Linked DNA regions of Mus musculus: all the other regions are linked to region 1. Evidence: chromatin loops called from intact Hi-C (ENCODE). Cell type or tissue: left cerebral cortex. All regions are shown on one strand.

Evidence for each region. Hi-C counts contacts between places; a loop is a spot of excess contacts. Peaks named below come from ENCODE experiments on the same cell type or tissue, not always from the same donor. Only the 100,000 strongest peaks of a DNase experiment are listed, where the experiment ranks them.
Region 2: it touches region 1 in a loop (3-fold over the local background); 4 of 42 quality-filtered maps call a loop at or near these places.
Region 3: it touches region 1 in a loop (5-fold over the local background); 4 of 42 quality-filtered maps call a loop at or near these places.

The regions. Positions count from the first base shown.
Region 1 is chr16:81,197,757-81,205,756 of GRCm38, forward strand. Ncam2 (neural cell adhesion molecule 2) reads left to right here and starts at 2,941. Exons shown (of 18, transcript NM_001113208.1): 1 at 2,941-3,212. The coding sequence starts at 3,158. In left cerebral cortex, CTCF peaks have their summits at 4,408 (motif pointing right) and 5,193; DNase peaks (open chromatin) are centred at 3,074, 3,206, 3,956, 4,430 and 5 more places; H3K4me3 peaks cover 4,754 bases; H3K27ac peaks cover 4,718 bases.
Region 2 is chr16:82,932,265-82,940,264 of GRCm38, forward strand. No RefSeq gene overlaps it. Among named protein-coding and RNA genes, the nearest start is that of Gm23355, 390 kb to the left of the region's middle. In left cerebral cortex, CTCF peaks have their summits at 3,710 and 4,870; no DNase peak of the experiment used is centred here.
Region 3 is chr16:81,453,453-81,461,452 of GRCm38, forward strand. It overlaps Ncam2 (neural cell adhesion molecule 2), which reads left to right. Exons shown (of 18, transcript NM_001113208.1): 6 at 1,838-1,955. Among named protein-coding and RNA genes, the nearest start is that of Ncam2, 260 kb to the left of the region's middle. In left cerebral cortex, no CTCF peak of the experiment used is centred here; no DNase peak of the experiment used is centred here.

The sequences.
Region 1 (8,000 bases):
GAGTTAGTAATCCCCAGTTGGGGGATGGGCAGTTTGGTGACTTGTAATTCAGTCTCTAACCTTGAAGTTGGCACACTTGTAATTTTCTCTTAAATATTTTCTCCTTTTGTGAACTGTGATTTGAATCCAGGTCCTTGTGCTTGCTAGGTGAATTCTCTACCATGGATAATACCTTAAGGTGTAGACGAGGTTGAAAATAGCAAGGGCATTTTGTTTTGTTTTGCTTTGCTTTGTTTTGTTTCGTTTCATTTCGTTTTTTCAGTTTTCCGTTTGTTTTTGGCATAGTAAGTACTAACTCCACTGCCAAAGTCAAGTTCAACTCTGTGTTATACACAATGTAATGTTATAGATATTTCTCTGTGTGTGCCTGTGTCTGTATATGCTCATCTGTCTGTAAGCACCTATGCATGTCCATATGGATGCCAGAAGTTGATTTCAGCTACCTCACTGTACAACTTCCCCCTGTCCTCTTGTTTCTTGTTTAGAAAGATGGGTTTTCACACTGATCACGTGGAGCTTCCTAATTTGCTAAGTCGCATGAGTCAGTGAGTTCCAGGTCCTCTTCTCTTCTGTTCCTAAACATACTATGCTAGGACAACAGGCACACCTCATTGTGACGAACTTTCTATATTGATGGTGTGAATCAGAACTCACTTTCCTTGGCTTACATGATAACTACTTTCCAGACCGAGCCAGCCATCCCTCCAGCCTTTGTCCTTTAGACTCTGTCCTGTGTTCCAAGACTGCTGGATGCTTTCAGAACTTTAGCCTTCACTTCAGCTTCTCCTTTGCTGTCTAATCTCCCTCCTTTCTTCAATGTTTCCTGAAGCCTTTCTTTAAAACGCTATTTAGAAAAGATTTCCCTTTCTTTATGTCTTCCTCTCCTTCATCCCATCTCTCTTTTCCCAACAATAGCAATGCATTCCTTGTGTATTTTTGCTACATTGCCTGATTTATTAGATAATTTTTGTATATGCCTGCTCTCTTTATCAAGATTGCTACCAAATTGAGGAAGGATTACACATCACCTCTTTAGACAGCCAAAAGACAAGATTTTGCTCAACCAATTTTTCCATGCTCTTGCAGCTTGCTTACTATTGCTGTGATGAAGCACCAAGCCCAGAAGCATGCAGAGTCCAAAGATGATTGGCTTGCATTTCTCAACCACAGTCTGTCATGAAAGGTGCTGTGGTCAGGAACTCAACGAATGAACCTGGAGATAGGAACTGAAGCCGAGGAATGCTGTTTTCTGACTTGCTCCTCATGCTTGCTTAGCCTGCTTTGTAAAACAACCCCAGAAACACCTACCTGCCCACGAGGCAAATTTTCAAATGAAGCATCCTTTTCTCACATGATTCTAGTTTGTGTCCCACTGACAAGAACTAACCACTGGACATACAAAAAAAATAATTCTCTGTCTGTCTCTTTTTCTCAAAACACACCAGTATGAATACAATCAGATTTGAGCTATATATGCCATATTATAATATGAACATTTAGATGGAAACTCCACCAATCGAGGATAGACCATTGCTTCTCTATTTCTTTCTCTGTTCTGACCTTAATGAAGTCGAGTATTCAAATTACTTTATAGTATCAGACTGTTCTCTGTCATAGTCCACATATTTACTTTAAAATAAATTGGCTCTAAGTAATAAGAAAAAGAGTGCACACCCTTACAGAATAATAATCCTCTCATCATTAAGTGTAGGTCCCTTTGCATGTGTGTGTGAACAGGCATGTTCATGCATGTGCAATAGGTACTTAGCTAATCCGGGTGTCAATTTGAAAACCTGCAAGCTTTGTGGGGAAGAGATTAGTTTTCATCTGCAGTATGTTCATAAGAGTCGACTGTGGTTGTACATGTGTACTTGCTGATAAGAAAAACACCAGGGAGCTCTCTGAGTCTGGGGTGAGCTGGTTGATCACTCTAAGGAACCTGAACAAAGTGTTGGCTAGGAACCTTTTGTCAGCTGTGTCTGCTCACTCTGATCGGGGCAGAGACCAGATCCTGGGGCCAGAGATTCTGGTTCTGATTAGTCTCTTGTCATAGGTGTCATAGTAAAGTGACAGTTTATGTCCCTGTTCCACCAGCGGAAATATCGTGATCAACCCCAGACTTTGGTTGCATGACACCACAGCTCCATGCTTACTCCTCCAGTCACACTTTCAGGTGACACACACACTCAGTTGTGAGGGGTGCAGGTACAGTGGGGTTTGCAGGTGAGTGGGCCTTAAAAAGAACCCCAGCTCAGGTCCTCCATTTACATTCCCGGATCTCTCTCTTCAGACACTGACAAGGAAATGTTACCTCACAGTGCTAATCCTAGATGGTGTATAAAAAAAAAAAAAAAAAAACCCAAGACCCTCCTAGATCTTAGCCCTCAGCAGCGCCCCCCTTTAGGGAGGGGATCCACTCATCCCAATGAATTGGGACCTAAAGATGCACTGCATGAATGTCTTTCTTGGTCCATCTAAAGCAGGGGCTAGTAGCCATACACCCTAGGAGACAGTTGTTCCCCTGATCCACAGGGAAGTGTCAAAGCACTAAGGGTGTCAGGCCAGGCCAGGGTTAAGTCCTAGGATAGACACAGACCCTGCCACCCCAGCTCTTTAGGAACCAAAGGTCAATACTTCCTGTGCCTCTGGGGCTCGCCCTCTGCAGTACTCAGCAACCCGGCCACACCTGCGGGGTCGCAAAAGAGCCAGAGGGTGCTGGTGTCCAGGCGTCCCTGTTCCCCGTGAGCATGCACCATCCGCATAGCTAGAAAAGCCCGGGACTCCTGGGCTCGAACCCGTGGCTGGGGCTCCACTGCGGACGAATCCCGGGGCCGCGCGTGCCTGGCTCGCAGGGCGAGCGCGCGGAGGGATCCGCCGGGGCCGCGCCTCCCCGCCCCGTCCCGCCCCCGCCTCCTCCCGCCGGCTCCGCTGCCGCCGCGGCGGCCGCTGCTGCCGCCGCCGCCGCCGCCTGGATATAGTGCGGCAAGGCGCGGAGCTTGCAGTCACTTTGCGAGGAGGAGCGCGCGGCGGGCTGCGGGCGGCTGGGGCACCCGGGAGCGGCGGCGGGCTAGCAGAGGCGGCCGTGGCAGCGGAAGGTTCTCTCTCCGGGGCTGGACTTAATAACTTTGGAACTGTCCGCCGGTGTCACGTCCTGAACATGAGCCTCCTCCTCTCCTTCTACCTGCTCGGGTTGCTTGTCAGGAGCGGGCAAGGTAGGAGTGTGCGGCTTTCTTGCTTCACTTTCCCTCCCCCTCTCCACCCAACCCGGAGAGGCAAAGAGCGAGGCTCCCGGGGCCACGAAACCCAGGCACCAAAGTTGCGGTGGTTCTTGAGGCGACTGTTGGGATTTTACCTCTTTCTTTACGCGGCCCCTCAAATTCTATCCGTTTGCTCGAAAGACCCCTTAAATAAGAGAGGAGACCGTGCGGAATTGGAGATAAGCATCGTCGGTGTGAAAGAGATCATGGGAGGGAAAATTGCTCCAGCTTCTGGGATTTTTTTTTTTTTTTTTTTTTTTTGGCTTATTCTCTCTTATTACCCGAAATTGGATGAGTGTGTTGGTGTGTATTCACAGTTAAATATCTGAGGTTGCGGAAGGGAAGGGCATGGTGATGTTTTACAGAAGAGGCAAAAACTACCAGCATTAAAGTCGTTTATCAAAAATCTCTGTGGTGTGCAAGAAATTCAATTCTTAGAGATTCTTTTCTTCTTTCCCAACACCAGTTTTTTTTTTTTTTGGGGGGTGGTGGGTGGGCTGTGAAGTGAACGTTTGATGGCTTATTTATGTTGGAAACTAACAGGGGCCATAGATGCTGTAAAACAGCAAATGGCTAAAACTAGGGTTGTGTTGCAGGCGTTCATTGTGACCCCCCCTCCTTTGAATATAGCATAATCTGAACACGATCTATCATTCGATTTGAATTGCACCTGTAAGGGATTTGGAAGGTTGGGGAGCACTGGGAGTACTGGGGAGCTTTTTATTTATTTATTTTTTAATTTGGGTGGGGGAGAGAGAGAAAAAACGTGTTAGAATAGCCCTAGGGACAATTGGTTGAAGCAATCTTTGCTAATCTGTATATAGATGATAGGCATTATGAATTTATCATTCTGCCTTCCATAGTCTACGTTCACATAAAATATATTCACAATCATTTGAAACGTTTTGAACTGTCCAGACAAGTTTGGACATTTAATTGGGGGGAGACAAAATACCAAAATATGCACTGGTGGAAGTCTTAAAGGCAAAGGTAATATCCATAATTCTCCTATTACATGAAAGTGCAGGAATGCCATATTATTTGTGCGGCATTTTCTATGAAATTAATAAAATGCAAGATAAGTTAAAATATGTTCTCTAGATCCAATTCTAAGCATTTTTCCCCACCGCTTCTGCGTTGCTCATGTGCTCCAGCAGGGGGTGGTATAACTCCATTTTAAGCAAGAAATGCTTGTTTCTGCTCTTGCACCCACTGTCCTTCTATCATCCCTCAGTAGGGCTTGGCATTTTGGATGTAAAGACTTCCTTTCTCTGTCTTTCTCTGAAACTACAGTGAAATGATGAACCACGATTGGATGTAGATTTTTATGTTCTGAAGTACAAATTCACATGCTAGATATTGCTCTCATTTATAAAGTGCCTCTTTCTGCCATCCTAACAGAGGATGGGTAATATTTCAGTCTCAGAAAAAATTGCAGATAGATCCATCGGAAGCTCATATTAGTCTTGTTCATTAATCCAGTCACCTCTCTTGCAAAGATCAGCATACACTTGTTCACTACAAGATACAGAGCTGTCATTTTGTGGGTGGGTTGGGTTGGTAGTTGTGTTTAACTGTTCATTTGTAACATGGAGAGGCAGTTCTGAATTCAAACAAGGCAGTCTGAAAAATCTAACTTAGATGCAATTGCAATTAGGAGAGTGTAGTGTGAAGTAATATGGGGGCAAGTTTGTGCCGATTGATGCGCTGTCTGGAGGAAATCATCCCAGTTGTAGAGTCTGTGCATTTATCATCGCTGATGCCAAGTGTGCTGGAATTCAGGGAAAGGGGAGAGGTTGGAATGCTTAAGTAGCTAGGCATAAACAGTGCACAAAGGCAGATACACTTTGGGTCTCTAGATGTAGCCTGTATTTGAAATTGTGATTTAGCTGATTTATAATCAGCACGCAGGGTGGTTAGAGAGGAGAACTGTGGCAAGGAAGCCTGCCTGCAGGGGAACCCATATTCCTCGTCAATGAAACAGGACAGACGGATGGCATCTTTGTAAAGAAGATCTCTCTGTCTCGTGCAGTGGCATGCCATGCAGACACCCTTAGTGGAGTATCCGGGGGAACCAGCTTTTCTGTGAACAAGCATGTAGTATCGCTGTGCCATGTGCTGTAAGGAAGTCAAAGACGCCTGGAAACAGAAATCCTTATCCAGGAGTCTAAATTTCTCTAGGCTGCTGTTTTCTTCTCTAATTACGGGTGCAGCCGCAAGTATCAGACACACCATTGGGAGCTATTTTTTTTTTCTCTTTTTTTAATGAACCATGTGTAACTTGCATTTCTGTTTGTTCTTTTTTTCTTTTCTTTCTTTCTTTCTTTCTTTCTTTCTTTTTTTTTTTTTTTTTTTTTTTTTGATGGAGCCATGAAAACCTACAAGACAGTGACCCTCAGGTTTGCCTTGGAAATACTAAAAGCTCAAATGGCTGATTTACGTTTCCAACAATATACTTGCAGGGGATTTTATGAAGCATGATTGAAGCTATTGCTTGAGAAAGTGGTGTGCAGTTTGACTGGGGAAAGACAACGATGATGTATTCCCTTTTAAGTAGTCAAAACGTTTTGAACCACAACAGTAGAATGGAAGAAAATGGCTCAAGTGAAAAAAAAAAAACTAACTTAAGTGGATGCCAATCCCATAATTAGCTAACAAGACCTATTAACTTCAGTCCTTACTTTCAGATCAGTGTTATTGTTCATGGAGATGAGAGAATTTTTTTTATTAAAAATTGAAATAGAAATGTTCTTTTGAAAGCCTTCCATTTCCAATGAAAGATCAATACCTAATGAAAGAAGGTTGTCAACTCTGAACTTAGTTGCCCATGGAAAGGAATTTATAATTACTTAACGTGTGCAATTATTTTTACCTTCTCTTTAAGACTCAGTTCCAGGCTCTGCTGTCATAAATCTCTAGTGAGTCTCTCATTAACAGGGCATGTGCTGTTTTTAAGTCTAATTCCCAGTCTGAAATAGGGATGGGCAGCTTCTGAAACTTTCCGGGTGTTTAAAAATCATTTTCATCTCCTTTTAAGAACCATCTAATATGATTAATGCCAGTCTGTGACTGTTGTTCACACATGCAAAACAGAAATGCTGCTCTACTGAAACCCAGCAGGGTTATTCCATTCTCTTTAAAAAGCTGTGTCAACCATTCATAGCATCCTTTAACCTAAAATGTGGGGGAGGGTCCTGTGAGAAGCCCACTCGGTGAGTGAGTCTGGACATCTGCTTACATTTATTTTTTTCCTAGGCAAATGCTAATAATTGTGCATTGGAGAGATCTGTTCCTTCTGAAGACAGAGCAGGCATGTGGATGCCTACTAGCCAAATCCACAAATGCCCACTATGTATAGGCTATGACATATGGCCTCTCTTGAACCCTTTCTCTGTCCACCCTGATCTAATTCTTTGCCTGCGTCCTCTCTCTGTGACGTTTCTTTTGAACTAACTGAATGTCCATCTAACTTAGGGAATATAGGCTCTATAAATTAATATTTCTTTTGTCAGTGAACAGCTCAGAGGATTCCCTCCCCGGCTTGATGCCTGCTGTTCTCTCTTTCATTTCCCAAGCTGACTCTGAGCCTAGTGAGCAGTAGGCACAGGTGGACGGTCCCGAGTGTCTGATGAGTTTCTTCCTTGGCACAGGGGACTGAGGTTCGCTAGGATGTAATATCTTACAGGAGAAGCAATTAAGGGAACAAAAGAACTCCATTCAGTAAAGGGAAAAGGTCAAGTTTCGTGTAATTTTGTAAATAACGTGGCCTTCTTTCACAAATGGGCTGGTTTGCTGTGAGACGGAGAAAGGTGCTTTGCAGTCTGAAGACAGGAGCCAGGCTCAACTGTGGAGTTTGTTTTTCACAGGCAAGAGCTGAAGGGCTGGGTAGAATGTTGGGAAGTCTCTAGAGCTGGCCCTGCTGCTTCCGTTGGCATCTGACGTTGGGGAACTCATTTTAGCTTGCCTCTTTTTAAGGATCATTGTCTGAATCAGTGCACCTCTGATCGTGTAGAGAAAAGTATTCAGCTAGGAGGCGAGAGCATCTGTTAAGCACTTGTCTTGTTATTACTGCCATTTCCTTATTTTTATGTATTATGTCATTAATATGTCTCTGGGTATATGGAAAGTCATTCAAACAACATTAGTGGTCTTATAAAGGAAATACACATGATTTTCTGGTTTTGCTAAATTCAGAAAATTTTGAGTTTCTTGCATCTTCATATCCTGCCAATTACAGTGAGGCTAAGAGTATTTAAAAGATTATCAATTAGTTTTAATTTTTCAAATTACATGCTAAAGGAACACATTAAGAAGCAACTGGCCCTTTTATTAAAAGTAACATTCTGCCATTTAACAGAGTTAAGCTGCCATTAATCGTTCAGCAAACACATGTACTTCTTGGAGCTCCCCATTTACCCATTTTAATGGTTCCTCACTGTTTTAAATTACAATGGTGCTACTACTAAATAGATGACAGCATTTTTCTTAGGCGCACACATTTACAGCGCCTCTACCAATTAATCAAGAACCACTAGTTAAGTTAGAGGGCTTCGACGTCATGATCATAGACACTCCTGGATGAAAATGACTAAGAGGGGTGCTAAAGAATTTTAAGAATCTTTGTCACCCTAGATATGACAAGATATCTTTGAAGGACTTTAGGTTGATCATAGGGTTTTGGCTTTGCACTATTAAATTATTTTACAGGGAAAGAACAAGTCATTGCCCCTGAGAGCATAATGC
Region 2 (8,000 bases), 1.7 Mb after region 1:
CTGTGTGTGATAGATGCCATTCCCTCTGACCATAATCAGATAACCCTGCTCAGTAAGTAAGTTCTGGCACTTACAAGAAAACAATGTTTGGTACCAATATGGACCATCTGTTAATTACTTTCGAAGGGAGAAAGACTTCTACTAACAGGTACAATCATGACTTTATTGAACTCAAAGTAAAGATTCCTCTCCTTGAGCATTTAACCTATGTAGAGGTTAAAGTCAATGAGTGACAGGTAACTAATGGAAGAAAAAATGAATGACAATTCTACTATGATGAAGAAGAGGCTTTGTAGATTATAGACCATCCTGCTAAGGCCTGTGGGAAGTTACAATGTAATTCAGACAGGGCAACTAGGTATCAGGCACCATACAGATGTCAGGGGGACACCTCATCTTATTCAGTCTTTGGTCTTACCTGCATACCAAGTAAAAAGTGAACAAGACAGAGGAACTGAGGACAAATTACTGAAATTTAAGAGAAAAAAAAACTGTTCTCTTAGTGGTTAGACAGAAAGACAGTGGCATGAGCAGCCATAAGCAATTCTTTCCAGGGGAAAAAGTTAGGAAAATGCACTTGAAGGTGAGAACAACATTTATGCTGAAGAACATTTTCACATACGCAATAAGCTGGCCACACGCAGTAGATCCTTTGGGTTTTGTAGATCATTAAGAAGGTGATTGTTCACTTCATTGTCTTTCCATGGTTCATTTTCCATCATCCCTACTGACCTTAAGCTGTAAACAGAAAGCTATCTTTCTTCCTGGACATGTTCATTGTTTGTTCATTGTTTGCATTGAAGGGCTCTATGATGTTATTAATGCCACAAAGGATGTTTGTATTTATGTAAAAGGGTGTTTGGTCATTTTAAATAGAGGTTGAAGTGCGCAAAAGTTGGAATCTAGGTCATAAGCTATTCTGAATAACTCCTGTTTACTTGTCACCAATGGTGTCCAAGGGCAAAAGGCTACCGAGGACCTGATTTTGACAAATGGGTGTTGTATGTAAACATATCCCACCAATAGAGAAGTACATATACAATCCCTTATCAGATACATTTCTTTTGATATTATATGATGACTTACATAGAGATGCATAACTGAATAACATATAGAGAATAAGAGATTGTAGACTATAGTCACAAATAGCACATGCCTACTACATGCCTTCCTTCCAAATAATACTTAGCATTGTAGAATAAGAAGCAGAAGTTAGGTGAAAGACCGAGGTACTGGATATGTATTATGAAAAATATTTGCTAGATATGACAGTGTTATTGAACAGATAAACTTACAGGGTATATGAGCATATGCACAAGATCAACCAATTAAAGCAGTCTAAAATTCCACCATTGACAGGAGACTGGTTCCTGAAAATTTTCCCTTTGTTAAGAAGACCATGTTATGTGACAAGTGCTGGGGTAGGACATTAAGTTTTCTTGAAGAAGGCAGTCCGTGAATGGCTACCATGCTCCAGGAGATGGTCCTAATGTATGTGCATAAGAGCGTGCACTCAAACACACACACACACACACACACACACACACACACACACACACACACGCTATTTTCAAACAATAATAAATCTTGAGAAAAGAAATAATTGAATATGTCTTTTTAAAAATAGTAGTTCTTTCAGTATGTAATTTCAAAATGGAAACCGAAAAGAATGCCAGAATTATAACAAAAGATACTTTGAAATTTTTGTTTGAGGTCAGTCAGTTATTAGTACTTACTTCATGGAGATTAGCTGTTTACACAAAATCATAATTTTTATTACATTAATATGGTTCTTTGGAAAGTATGTTGTTTGACCTAATCATTTTAACGTGCATTAATTTCATTTTTCTATTAAGAAATGCCTTTGCTATTAAGGGAAACATTTTACATTTTTATACAGTATACTTTGATTATGGGTGTTTTCTCTGTTACTTTTAAATCCTAGAGTTGCGGGATGGGGCAACCCATCCTTCTCAAAATTTTAACCGAGAATTGCTCCTGTCTAAAGGAAATACAGGGACAAAGAGTGGAGCAATGACAGAAGGAAAGGACATCCAGAGACTGCCCCACCTGGGGATCTATCCCATATACAGCCACCAAATCCAGGCACTTTTGCTGATACCAAGAAGTATTTGCTGACAGGAGCCTGATATAGCTGTCTACTGAGAGGCTCTGCCAGAGACTTCCCATACAGATGCAGATGCTTGCAGGCAACCATCAGACTGAGCACAGGGACCCCAATGGAGGAGTTAGGAGAAGGAATGAAGACGCTGAAGGTGTTTGCAACCCCATAGGAAGAAAATTAATATCAACTAACCAGACCTCCCCAGAGCTCCCAGGTACTAAACAACCAACCAAAGACTACACATGGAAGGACCCATGGCTCCAGCTGCATATGTAGCAGAGGATGGCCTTATCTGATATCAATTGGAGGGGAAGCCCTTGATCCTGTGAAGGCTTAATGTGCCAGAAAAGGGGAATGTTAGGTAGGTGGGGGCAGGAGTAGGTGGGTCGGTAGGGGACTACCCTCATAGAAGCAGGAGGGGGAGGGGAGTGGTGGGATGGGGGTCTTTGAAGGGGAAACTGGAAGGAGGATTACATTTGAAATGTAAATAAATAAAATAACCAATAAAAAATTTAAAAAACACACTAAAAGTTGCAAAGAGATTACCAATTAGCACAGTTCAAGTAAATCTACATTTTAGTTGCATGCTATTCTGTTTGGATACTGAATTTTCAAATGGTAAAATTTTACTGGCATATTTTAAAGCGAACTTGACGTCCTGGGACACATAGATAGTTCACATGAAAAGTAGGTTGGAGAAATTAATGACTCTTCTCTTATGAATGTATTATACTGAATGCATTTTAAAGTCAGTGCTGAGTACAGAAGATGCTAGAAAGGACCAGGCAGTCATGCCCACAATGCCTGCAAGTAAACATAATGCAGAGGTTACCACCTTCCAGGAAGTACTTCCCACCCAGCTGTAGAGGGTACAGTCAGCAAATCCCTCCCAGCTGTCAGCTCCACAAGGATCTGTCCTACCTGCAGAAATTCAGTCCTCTCACTGAGCCAACCACCAGCATTTGGCAGCTGAATGAAGTAGAAATTTGAGGACCTAGACATTTTGACTCGTTGCCAATAAATCGATAAGTAGATAGATGATAGATAGATAGATAGATTGATTGATTGATTGATAAAGTAATGGCAAACGGAAAAATTTAGAGTTACCTGTCCACATACAGATAATTCAAAATGAGACATGATAGACTATCTTATTTAGGATGTAATATACACAATATAACTAATTTCACCATGATATCATTTTTTAAATTTATGCTGAAATACAAACACATCTTTTGGTAAGCAAGGAAAGGAACAGTCACAGTATTAGCACTCCAGTGTCTGTTTCTAAAACTGTTTCATTAGAGGAGATGAGAACAATGTCTATTACCTGCTCCTAAGGCAATAGTAATAATAAAATATAATTTCTCATCAGTTCCAACTGGAATCAAATGAGTACTTTGTGCTTACTTACACAGTATGGGCGAGGGGTTACTGGAAGAATTATGGATGATCCTAAAAATCCTACTGGTAAGTGTTCACCTAGCATTGATAATGGATTACCAATATATACAGAGAATGAATTTTCTTCCTCTTGTCTGCAACTGCATATACATCACAGCCATTCACTGAGACGTCTACACCCCAGTGGAAGTACAGAAGTACTGCACACATACGGCTTGATTCTCAAGTGAGTGTCCAGTGACTTTCCTTACCTCCTTCTTCTAAGAAAGACTTTCAACAGTTAACAAAATCTGGTCTTATGATCTGATGATCCTAGGTAGGGAGACAAAAGTAGGCTCATATAGGTGGAGATTATTGTGCTTCAACAATAATACTGTGGAAGAGTACATCTCTATTATATAAAGTAACCGCGGTACACTTTCATGACAGGTTGATAATGTGGGTTTTGTACCTTCGTGCTCTGATTACTAACTTAAATAATAATAATACCCCTAACAAATAGGAAATAAATCATAATTTTAAATCTTATTTAGTAGATGCAGTGGATAAGACAAATGTATCATCTGTCAAGACAGCACCAATAATGTATCAAAACACGTTTAACACATATTAGTTTCTTAAATAAGTGCAACCATTCCTACAGCATTCGAGAATTTCAGTAAAATATGATATTTGTGAGTCATGAAACCTCTGATTCTGTTTTCATTGTAGAATCCTTTTCATAGTAATATATATGCACCTTCTTTTATAGTATCACCAATATTCCTAAAGTGTTCATATCATTAGTTCTAGTCATCTATTGTTCAGTAAGATTATTTTTAGTGCAGGAGGCAGAAGCTATTTTGGGAAAATTAGATATGTTTCAGTCCATTGATTCTCCCTTCAGAATTAAAGAATATATTACAATCAGAGTGATTTGAAAGTCCAAGTAGATGTTACAGTAAGTACCTCTGAGATCTTTCTAAAAAGAAGTTTTCTCAATGAACTAAAGAAATGAAAAATGGAGTGTCTCAAAGCATCACACTGCTGAGACTTCCTCCTGCATTCTGATTCTATCGATAAGCACACATCACAGAAACTGTTGTTTCTCAGTCCTGTCATGTTTTGGTTGACACTTTTGTTTTTAAAGCAAAAGTATGTAAAACACAGATGCATATTTTCAAAAAAAAAAAAAGAAAAGAAAACATAAAGAGCAAGAGGCTTTAGATTAACTTTACAAATACCTCTAGAGAGTCGCTACAAAACTCTGCAAAGGCAATAACAGAAATGGAGAGAAGAAAGGTAAGTCATCCAAAAAATAGAGTATAACTTCTTTCCAATAGATGGACCAATAGTGCCATCTATTGCCTCTGATGTATTCCCTATACATATTTTAGATGATAACATAATAAAGGTATTATTTTGTGTCTATATTTTAATATATTTCATATATTCAAAATATCATAAAATTAATGGTCCAAGGTTAAACTTCAGAATATGTTACATATGCACACAGCATTTATTTATTGAATACTAAATTGAATTTATTCATCTTTCAGAAAACAGTTTCTCTTAATCAGAATCTATATTCTGGTCTACAATGTTTTATGTCCACTCTACATAGAGTAGAGTGTAGGGTCATACTGTATGAACAATGTATGAATACTGACCACAAGCTATGCATAGTACATTTAAATGGTATTTAGTTTAGAATTCAGATGAAACAATGCTAATATATGCATTTCACCAAACCACTTAAAGAGCTTAGTGATTGCTATTATGTAAGTGTTGCTTAAAGGAAGGAAAGTAAAAGTAAAATATTTCCAAATTTTTTTTTCTTAAACATAAGTTCTAGTAATTTTGCAAATTGTAGTGTTGTTTGCAATAGGTTTTATTTTGGATTGCTATTTATTCTAAGAGAGGGAAATGATTATAGTTAATATTACTTCAGATTTTAAATTTCTATTCAATTAAATGTACTAATTCATAACGAATATGTGGATGTGAATGCATAATGCAGATATGTACTCTATCTACTAAAAAAAAAAACCTAATGAATGAAAAATACAATATAAAACTCTACACATGAAAATACTGTTTCCCATAAATGTCTATTTGAGATTTTAAAAAAAAATAGAAGAGCTATGGCTAGAAATCAAGCTTTGTGAGATTAAGATTTTTTTTATATGTACAAGAAATTGGGAGAAAATTGAATAGCTTAGAAAACGTGAAAGAAGGGTGGAAGAGAAAGGTGATCAGTATATACTATACCTGCTTTATACAAATGTATTAAACCTTTAAACAACAAAAATACTAGTACTTATACAAATAATTTGTTTTATTTATGTATTTATTTTAATTAATATATGTTTACATTCCATATTTTATTGCCCCCCAACAGTTCCATATCCAATACCTCCTCCCCTCCCCCTTGTCAAAAGAAATTAATTTCTGAAGGAAGAAAACGATCATAGGTTCAGGTTGTGCATATGAATACAGAAGGTGTGGAAGGAAGCAATTCAACAGATTATGTGTCCAGAAAGAACAATTGCAGTTACATCATGTGGGGCTTTTGTCATTGCTGGTGAGGAAAGCCAACTTTTAATGATAATTAGCAAATTCTACTTCTTTTTAATTTTATTAAAGAATAGAAGAATATATTTATAATTATAATCAACATATATATCAGCTGTATACTCCGATCGATTCCCTGAAGTTCTTTATAATTGTAACCAACTTAACTTACCCAAACCTATTTTATTTCAGTACTCAATAATTTGCCCTAGTCCCTCCCCCTTCAAAAAATTATATAAGCAACATTATACAGTACTTTTAAAAATTACACAGGAAATTACACAATGTTTGTCTATGGTTCTTTTCACTTAACACATTAAATCTAAAATTCCTTCACATCATTGGGTACCCATTCTTGGTCAACTAGAAATATTCTATTGTAATTTGAACACAATTTAGTCTTAGGATCCTCATTTTAGAGACATTTAATACATTTATATTTTCAAAGTCCTTCTGTACCCGTAGTATTGGTATGCTGATGTCATTGTTCCAGCCTTTTTTTGTAACTTGACTGTGACATAAACTCTTATCTCCTGGGAAGAGGATCCTCATATGAGAAAAAGCCTGCATTAGATTCTTTATGGACAGTTCTATGGATCTTTTCCTTCATTAGTGATTGAGCTCTGAGGGTCCAACCTACTGGAAGTGGTTACACCCCTAGACACATAGTCCTGGATGGCACCAATATCAGACTGTGAGAATCAGGAATAGCAAACCAGCAAGCAATATTTCTGCATTATCCATTGCTTTAGTTCCAGACACCAAGTTATTGCATTGAGTTTGTTGCCTAATTTCCCTCATAATAGAATACAACTTCAGTGAAAACAAATAATTTTCTTCTCAATTTGCTTTTTGTCATAGGGTCTTATCACGGCAATAGAAAGCAACCCAGAAAATAGAGTCATTAATATTTTGCATAAAAATAAGGTTTTATTTCACAAAAGAGATATCTATAATGAGCATTGACCTTGTGTGGTTAGTATGCATTCAGTTTGTAGACAATAAAGTTACTTGTAAAACATACTCCCACTTTGAACATTTATCAACCCAAAGTGTTGCAAATATTATAATGGAACACCTGAAATTTGGATGATAATACATAGAAATAGAAGAAAATCCTCAACAATATACTTCTATGCACTGGCTCTTTGAAAATGACTCCAGTAACTCAAAATTAATAAAATGAGCTGAAATAAGGCATTACATTAAGCAAAAACTTTTACATATGATAAAAATAAAATAGAAAGTATTATAGGGTAGTAAAGATGTTTTCCATTTATATATTTGATAAGAAAATAATATCTAAAATATATAGACTGCATAAAATTTGAACAAAAACAATGATCCAATGAATAATTAGGAAATTTAAAAATGGCCTAAGGCTAAAATGCTTATTATTCTTAGCCATAGTAAACTTTATATCTCATTCTGTAATGAATGCCTATTACTGAGAAAACAAGGAACTAGGAATATGCTGCTGTAATAGACATAGAGAAAATTCATTGTACATTGATCATAAAGTTATAAATGAGCAAAGTTACCACAGAAATCATAGTAGATATTCTTTTAAAAACTAAAACATGCTTACCACATTCTTAGCGAGCCACTGTGGGGAATTTTTTCAAAGTAATCTGTCTATCTATTTATCTCTCTCTCTCTCCCCATCTCTCTCTCTCTCTTTCTCTCTCTCTACCTACCTACCTACCTATCTATCTATCGTATACTAGTACATGTTCATCTGCCCAGCCATCTGTATTGTGACACTATTCACAATAGACAAAATAAGTCACCAGCCTAAATCTTCTTTAACATATCTATAAAATATGAAAATATGGAATGTATGCACACTGTTGCCGACCTTTTCTCATTCTTTTACTTGGAGGTAATGTTGACTTTAAGGTGGATTCAGAGGAAAGAT
Region 3 (8,000 bases), 260 kb after region 1:
ATCATGCCTATAGAACGCTGCATCTCTCAGCCTTCCTCAGAGTAGATTCTTTATGCAGTGCATGGTGGTGAATACAGAGAGCTAAGACTGGTGGAAGTTCATAGGATAAATGATGGATGGATGGTAAGTCATGAATGGGGCATCTCCTTTCTACTCCTACTCTCCTCCCAAGCATAGGAATACCATGGGAGCACAGGAGAAAATGCTAGGCGTCACAGAGTGCTCAAGACTAATGCAAGACAATATCTTCTTAACATGGCAGGGCTGTTGCACTCATGAACTCACAGAAACTGGTTACTAGCCAGGAAAAAAAGCAAGAAAAAAAGTAATGCTAAGCCTTCTTCTAAGACAAGAGCATCATACCTATCACAGAGAAGTGAAAAGCAAGAAGAAAGGCAAAATAACTGTCCAGTGTCAAAATGTCCTGAACATATATATTCATACAAGTAACATGAACAGAACAAGTTATATTAAGGAATATATATAAGGCTGCATATTCATATATTCCTCCATATACATATGTGTGTGTGTGCGTGTGTGTGTGTGTGTGTACACAATAACAATTAATGAAAAAAATATGTCATGAATCGGGAGGAGAGTGGAGAGAGGTATAGGGGGAAATTGAAAAGAGAAAAAGGCAGAGCAAATACTGATAATGTGTGATACTATCAAAAAAAGAAATTTAAAAAGACAAGAAAGTTCTAATGTGCCTCATTTAATGTTCGTTCACGAGGCACAAAATTAAAGTAGTAGGTTATATGGTGAAAATTTTAACATGTCTACAGTTACAACAGAACGAAAATGAGACAGAAATGAATATGTCCTTAGTGTTAAGTGTTAATAGCTATGAAAGTCCATCTTCAGGGATACTAGTAATTATTATTATGCTATTTTATGTAAAAGCTTGATTCCTATAACTAACTTCCTAAAGGCATAAATGTAAAGCACTGTGCTTAATTATTAATGTGTATATTATCTACTTTCCTCATTGTCAGTGGGCTATGCCCCTTTGATGCAGACATGAACACTACTTTAAAGATGTACAACTGTAATCAAACATCTATATGTCTGTGTCTCTATTTTGTCTAATTTATTACTATATCTGTTTTATAATTACTATTTCACCATATACACTTTAATGGCATGGGGTGTGTGCTAAGTGCTAGATAAGGCTTTACTTTGGGACTGAGGCATTGCCATGGAAGTCTGCAGCTTGTTTATTGCAAACACTGCATTTCAGCCACAGTTTCAACATGACCAAAATGTGCAGCGTATACAGTTTCGCAATGTAATTAGTTGGAAATTGAGGAAGCTTAATTTTAAAATTGAATTGTTCATGAAAATCTATTTTCATACTCTATGGCTGAAGCAGTTTCTCTCCATAAAATGTTTTATAGTTGTTTGAAGAAATTAAGTGTAGTTAATCAGAAAGAACATTATGTTTTGACACCTAATTTGAAAGCCCTGTCTTGAAACAGTGAACGATGGCCTATGGAATTACATAGACCAATAAGAACCCAAATAGGAAATCCATTTATGCTCAAAGTAGATTTCAGTATGGATTAAGTCAGTGCTCTTGTGTCTTTGTGTGAGACATATTTCATGCATTATATATGTTCACTAAAATACACAATTCATTGTTTAACAGATTGAGAAATACTAAACTAATAACATGGTGAATTATCTTATTACGCATAAAAAAAACCATATCACTGACCTTAATTCTCCATAAACAGAAAGGAACTAAGGAGATCCAATGCACTAAAAGGTAGTGGCGAATTATTCTTGGTGCAGAATTCTAGTTGCAACTCTTTATGCTATGTCCTTTCTCCTTCAGTTCCACCAGCAATCATGATGCCCCAGAAGTCCTTCAATGCTACAGCAGAGAGAGGAGAAGAGATGACCTTAACATGCAAGGCCTCGGGCTCCCCAGATCCAACCATCTCTTGGTTCAGGTAAGTGAGTACTCATGTCTTATGTGTGGTGCTAATAAAGCACACAGACTAATGTTTGAAGTTATAATTATTCAGAAAGTAACAAATATTATCTTATCTAATTTAAAATTAATGTTATCCAACATCAAATTATCATCCCTGAAAACACATATGCAAGTAACATTATACAGTTGAAGTGGGGTGTATTTAGGAATATATGTACACATATGGAAATATGTGTTCATATACATATACATATGTAAATAATGAAATGAAATCATGAATTTGAAAAACAAAAAGTGTTTCCTTTGTCTCCTTTTCTTCTGATCTTGTCTTATTCCAGATTGCTTTCTTCTTGTTTTATTATTATTTTTAAGTGCCTTTTTTATAAAGAAGAGAAAAAAAAGATATGGATTTTAGTGAGAGATGACAGGGGGAGGATCTGGGAGCAGTTTAGGGAGAAAAACCAAGAACAGAACATATTGTATGAAAAAAATATATTTCATTTCAAACAATTTATTTGTTTACATTTCAAATGATATCCCCTTCTAAGTTACGCCTCCAAAGAACACCCACCCCACACCCCCTCTCCCTCCTCTCCTTTGCCTATATGAGGGTGCTCCTCCACCTACTCACCTACTCCTGCCTCAACCCTATAGGACCAAGGGCCTCCCCTCCCACTGATGTCAGATAAGGCCATCCTGTGCTACATATGCATATGGAGCCATGGGTCCCTCCATGTGTACTCTTTGGTTGGTGGTTTAGTTCCTGGGAGCTCTGGGTGGTCGTTAGTTGATATTAATCTTCTCATGGGGTTGCAATTCATTCACCTCCTTCAGTCCTTTCTGTAGTTCTCCCATTGGTTTCCCACTGGGTTCAGTCAGATGATTGGCTGTAAGAATCCACATCTGTATTGGTCAGGTGCTGGTGGAACCTCTCAGGGGACAGCCATACTAGGCAAGTGTTTCTTGGAATCAACAGTAGTGTGGGACTTTGGTGTCTGCAGATAGATGGATCCCTCGGTGGGGCAATCTCTTTTCAATCAAAATAAAAAAGAACAAGGAGGAGCATATGGTCGATTTTAGACGGAGAAAAGAGTAGGAGATGATATAATTTACTATATCTCATAAATAATGGAAATTATTTTAAAAAGCTCTTAGAATAATTCACTCTGTGTGTGTGTGTGTGTGGACATACATGTACATTCCATGGCATGTTTATGAATATCAAAGAACAATTTTCAAGAGCTTGTTCTTTCCGTTCACTATGGAATCTGAAATGAACTTAGGGTTCCAAACTTGAGTTCTTTGATGCTCTGAGGCATGTTACCAGCCCAAGGTGCCATAAATTTTTGGTTAACTGGACTAGACTGCATAGCCAATGACTGCATCACATGCATGTGCCCTGTGCTATAATTTTTCTGAGTGAAAGGCTGCTGGAGAGTGTTTACTGTTGCTACAGTGTATCTTTAGTTCACCCTTGGCACCATCTCCCTGTTGCTGATTGATTTTTCTTGTTGTATCTGAAATAAGGTCTTATTAAAAAGGATGTATTAAGACTTTTAGCAATGTTATGGTTTGGATCACAATCATGTATTGTTTTATATGAAAATAGCTGTATATTGCCTTTTTGTCCTATATTGTGAAATAGTTATATAGGTGAAATTTCAAGAAATTAGGTTTTAATTTCGCAAATCCCCCAATGAAAACAATAACAATAGCATTTTACAAAGCTATTCTTTGACTATTTCATTGTCTATTAAGTTTTTTAGATGTACTTTGACTCGACTATGGCCAATCACATTTTATAGCACTCCATTGTCATTGATTATTGCTCAAAGATCTAAATCGAAAGTAATGGAGTTTAAAACTGGGCAATCTTGTAGAGAGACACGAGGGTGCAGTTTATGAGGCCTTAGTCAGTTAAGTGCTTACCTCATAAGCATGAGGTCCTGAGTTGGATTCTACTGTCTATCTCAAAATGCCTCATAAGCATGAGGTCCTGAGTTGGATTCTACTGTCTATCTCAAAATGCCAGTCATTCTGTTGCACAGTTTTAAAGTCAATCAAGGTACATACACCATGAGCATAGAGCGTCACTGGGCAGCCACTTTAGGTTAACAGAAGGGGCCAATGAAAATCCATGTTCAGAAGCAAGATTTAACCTTGAATTTGGCACCCTGCTATATATGACTTCTCAGGTATGCATGCATGAAAATGTCATACATATGTAAATGTATACACACAATAAATGTCAAAAAAATCTGATGATAACCCTACTAGCCACTGTTTTACTCTGTCACATGATTTTGTCATTTTGTGACTATTATTGACTACTGCATGTGATTATCTTTGTATTTTTTTTCCATTCAGTCTAATTTAACTACCTTGTGATCCATATACATTTTTGTGTGCACTGATATGTAATTTTTTATTCCAAATAATATTCCAAAGCAAAAAAATGACAGTTTTTGTATGAACACTAAGATCTATAGCCATTACTATACTTCATAAATGCTAAAGTGCAAGAATAAAAATCATAAAATTTTAGTCACATATATTCCATATATACAAAGGCAATGTGAAAAGTTTTAAGCTTTAGAATTTATTTTAAGGACAATAACAGACACTGCTGTGCTTCACTTCTTTCCTTTTAAACTTAGTTTGATAACCTATTATTGTATCTTTATCTTGTTTATGCTTTGAGTGTAGTATGATTCAATAAGCATAACACATCTATAAACAAAGTGATTGAAACTGATACATACAGATACTAGTTCTTTGTAATATTGTTTTAGTAGAATTGCCAACCTGACATCAGGCTACTAACCCCAGGTGATCATGATGTATCTCAGAGATTGTTGATTTGCCATAAGAAATCCTACTGAGTCTCCGACATGACTTGTGTTATTCACCACAAAGAACAAATGATAATCAAGAACATGACACACATGATCATGCATCCCTAGAAGATATTAGATATTTTAATTTGTTCATAATTATTTTTAATCATTTATTTGAAATAAAAATAGCATAAGAATTAAATGTGACAAATTCAAAATATATTTATTCACACACACACACACACACACACACACACACACACACACACACAGGCACATACTTTTTTTTCATCCATATACCTTCAAATGACATTTCTTGCTTATACTGGATAGTACTTAAGTTGAAACAGATGTTTTGGTGTTTGATTTAAAAATTGTATTTGAGAAATAAGATTGTATTGTTTAAACATTTGTAAAGACAAATTTACTTTTACTGAAAGGTTTTTGTTTAATTCCATTTATCTGTAGGTATAAAATATGTATCAAAACTATACAAATAAATTCTTGTAAGCATTGGGGAGTATATTGAATGCACTTGGGGATCCAGAGGACCTGCTGAGTAGAGAAGATGCGTGCCAGTGATATGATGGAAGCCACTGTGTTAGTAATTGTGGGTCGATATAAGAGAATATAGCATATTAGATGGTGTGTTTAAACGGCAAAAATACAGTTTCTCACAATTCTTGATTGCCGGTGTCCAAGATAAAGGGATCAGTGCTGTTGCTTTCTGATGAGGATTCTCTTTCTTTCAACCTGATGTCCACTATATCCTGCAATAGCTTCCCCCCCTCAATATAAATGCTGGGTTTTTCTTATTTTTGGCAAAGAAAACAGGTTCCTTGAGATAGAGAGGTGGTATACACAGGAGGACCTGTTTTACCCCCTCAGTCTTGATAACGAAGCTGTGTTAGTTAGTGTGTGCTTGTGGTATGAGGGAAGAAGAGAAGGAAGAATGTCATGTGGACCCATGGGTCTCAGTGGTCAGTCTTCACACACAACATCCAACAAATGTAGCAGTGACCTATGCAAATTTAAATTGGTTCGAAGTCCGCATCTCCAAATTCAGTCACCTGAATTGTTATGGAGGCAATGGTCACACGGAGGCGTGTCCATGCGTTATTATTTTACACAGTACAGAAGGCAGAAGAAAGCTAAAAGTTAGAACACTGTGATCATTTCCACAAAGTAAACAGCAATACCCAGGAAAGTCCAAAGGCATTGTTTTATGGCGTGCATTTACAGAAGTGTGCTCATGAACTTTAATTTCATTCAAAGCCTACCATGACTGATTATCGGCCTTATTCTGGAATTAATTTCTGTATTACTATAGTTGTTACAATACAGGCGATCCCACTGGCCTTCTCTTTTGGAATTGTGTGCAGCTTATGTCATCAACTGTTGCTTCCAGGTGCATCAAGTGTGTGCTACAGATGAAAGGGCCCCAGGCATCCCAGTGTTCCTTCTGTCCCTCTCACTGCCCCCTCCCATCCCTCCTCCCCCTCTCTGCATACCTCCTTCCCACCTCGGCACTCTCCACGCCCTTACACCAAATCTGTTGCATAGCTTAATTTCTCAGGGATACTCCTCAGCCCTGGCTGGCAAAGTGTATCCTAGCCCCTGTTCAATTTTATTCTGTTACACCATCCTATTAGTAGGGATCAACCTAATCTTGCCTTGACTATACATGGTTGATTTTTAGACAATTATATTTAAAATTTTCTTTACTTCAAACTTCTTGTTCAAGCTTTCACTAAATACTACTTTGGGTATTGATTATTTTTAATTATGTTATTTTCTTTACATGTCTGCGTGTGTGCTTAACCTTAATTTCTGATATTGTTTGCTAATTCCATTAATTATCTGTAACATAGTGAGCGTTTTCATAACTTATCTTCAATTCACCACTTCTTTTGTTTCAGCAAATATTCTAGTAAATATTCTCTGCATTTAAAAAAAATAGTCATAGGGAGGTATATCACATTTCTGTTTCACAGTGGTAGTTATCTGAACGTATCCAGACATCTAACCTAGTTTTTATAAATCAGTTACTGAAATCTAAATTCTTATTTTCTAAATGTCTTTTACATTTGCATGTGTATTTGTCTGTTTTTAATTTCAGTTTATAATGTTCTAGTACATGTTTTTGAAGCAATACTGTTGTGTGATTAAATATTTATCCTCCTTGGGTCAGAACAATATTTCATGTAATTGTTTAGAAATTTATGTCATTTCTGGGTTTTTTTTTTTTTCTGACTTACTTTTTGGCATCATCTTTGTGTTCTCCACTGATATTTCTATACTCAATTTCTATGGTCACATAGAAAGTGCCATATAAAGATTTTCCATCAGGTTATATTTTCATTGATGTACATTTCAGGTATGCATTTTTTAAATGCCTTTATGTCTCTGGCATTATCGACATGCTTTGAATTCATTTGAAAGTCGCTATGGCATATAAAAGTTTTGTTCTCTTTCCAGCAGCAAAGATTTTTAAAAGACGTCTTTTAAGTTGAAATCTAAACTGATAAAGAGATATTAATATCTCTATCCTAGAGAGGTTCTGAGTGTTTTATTTCAGTGTATCATATGAGCAATTCAGTTCACAATTAAAAATAATAAGACAAAATATGAGAAAAATGAAGTGAGAAAAAAGCTAGTAAGGGGAATATATAAGATTTTACAATGTGTAAGGATGTTATAAACTATTTATGTATTTAAAATATACTAGAGAATGCTAATAGCCAATATTATTATAACCAAATAAACAGTAAATGAAATAAATTTCACTGGGGAAAGAACTTGGAAATGATAATTACTGCTGTGAAGAAACAAAAGTTATTAACTTCACTATCACATCAATTTTTACTAACAAAAGTTATATGGACTAGATCTTAATGATATAAATTTATATTATTTCATGTGAAAAAGGGGATTTTTAATTAGAATTTCTATTTTTGTAAGTCATATGTGTACACAACACTGTAACATAAATGTATGTTGGCTAATTAATAGTTAAAGTACAAAAGAATAAAAATCAGTAATGAGTATTTTCTAATAAAGAAAGTACAAGTTGAATTCATGTGCTTTAATTACTTGACTTAATATTAATATTTCAACCTCAGACAAATGTCATTCTTATCTCTAATCAAGCTAAATTTCAAAGATTATCTCTATGTGTTTGCCTTAAGGTTGCTTGACGAATAAAAGTATATATTTGACTGAGT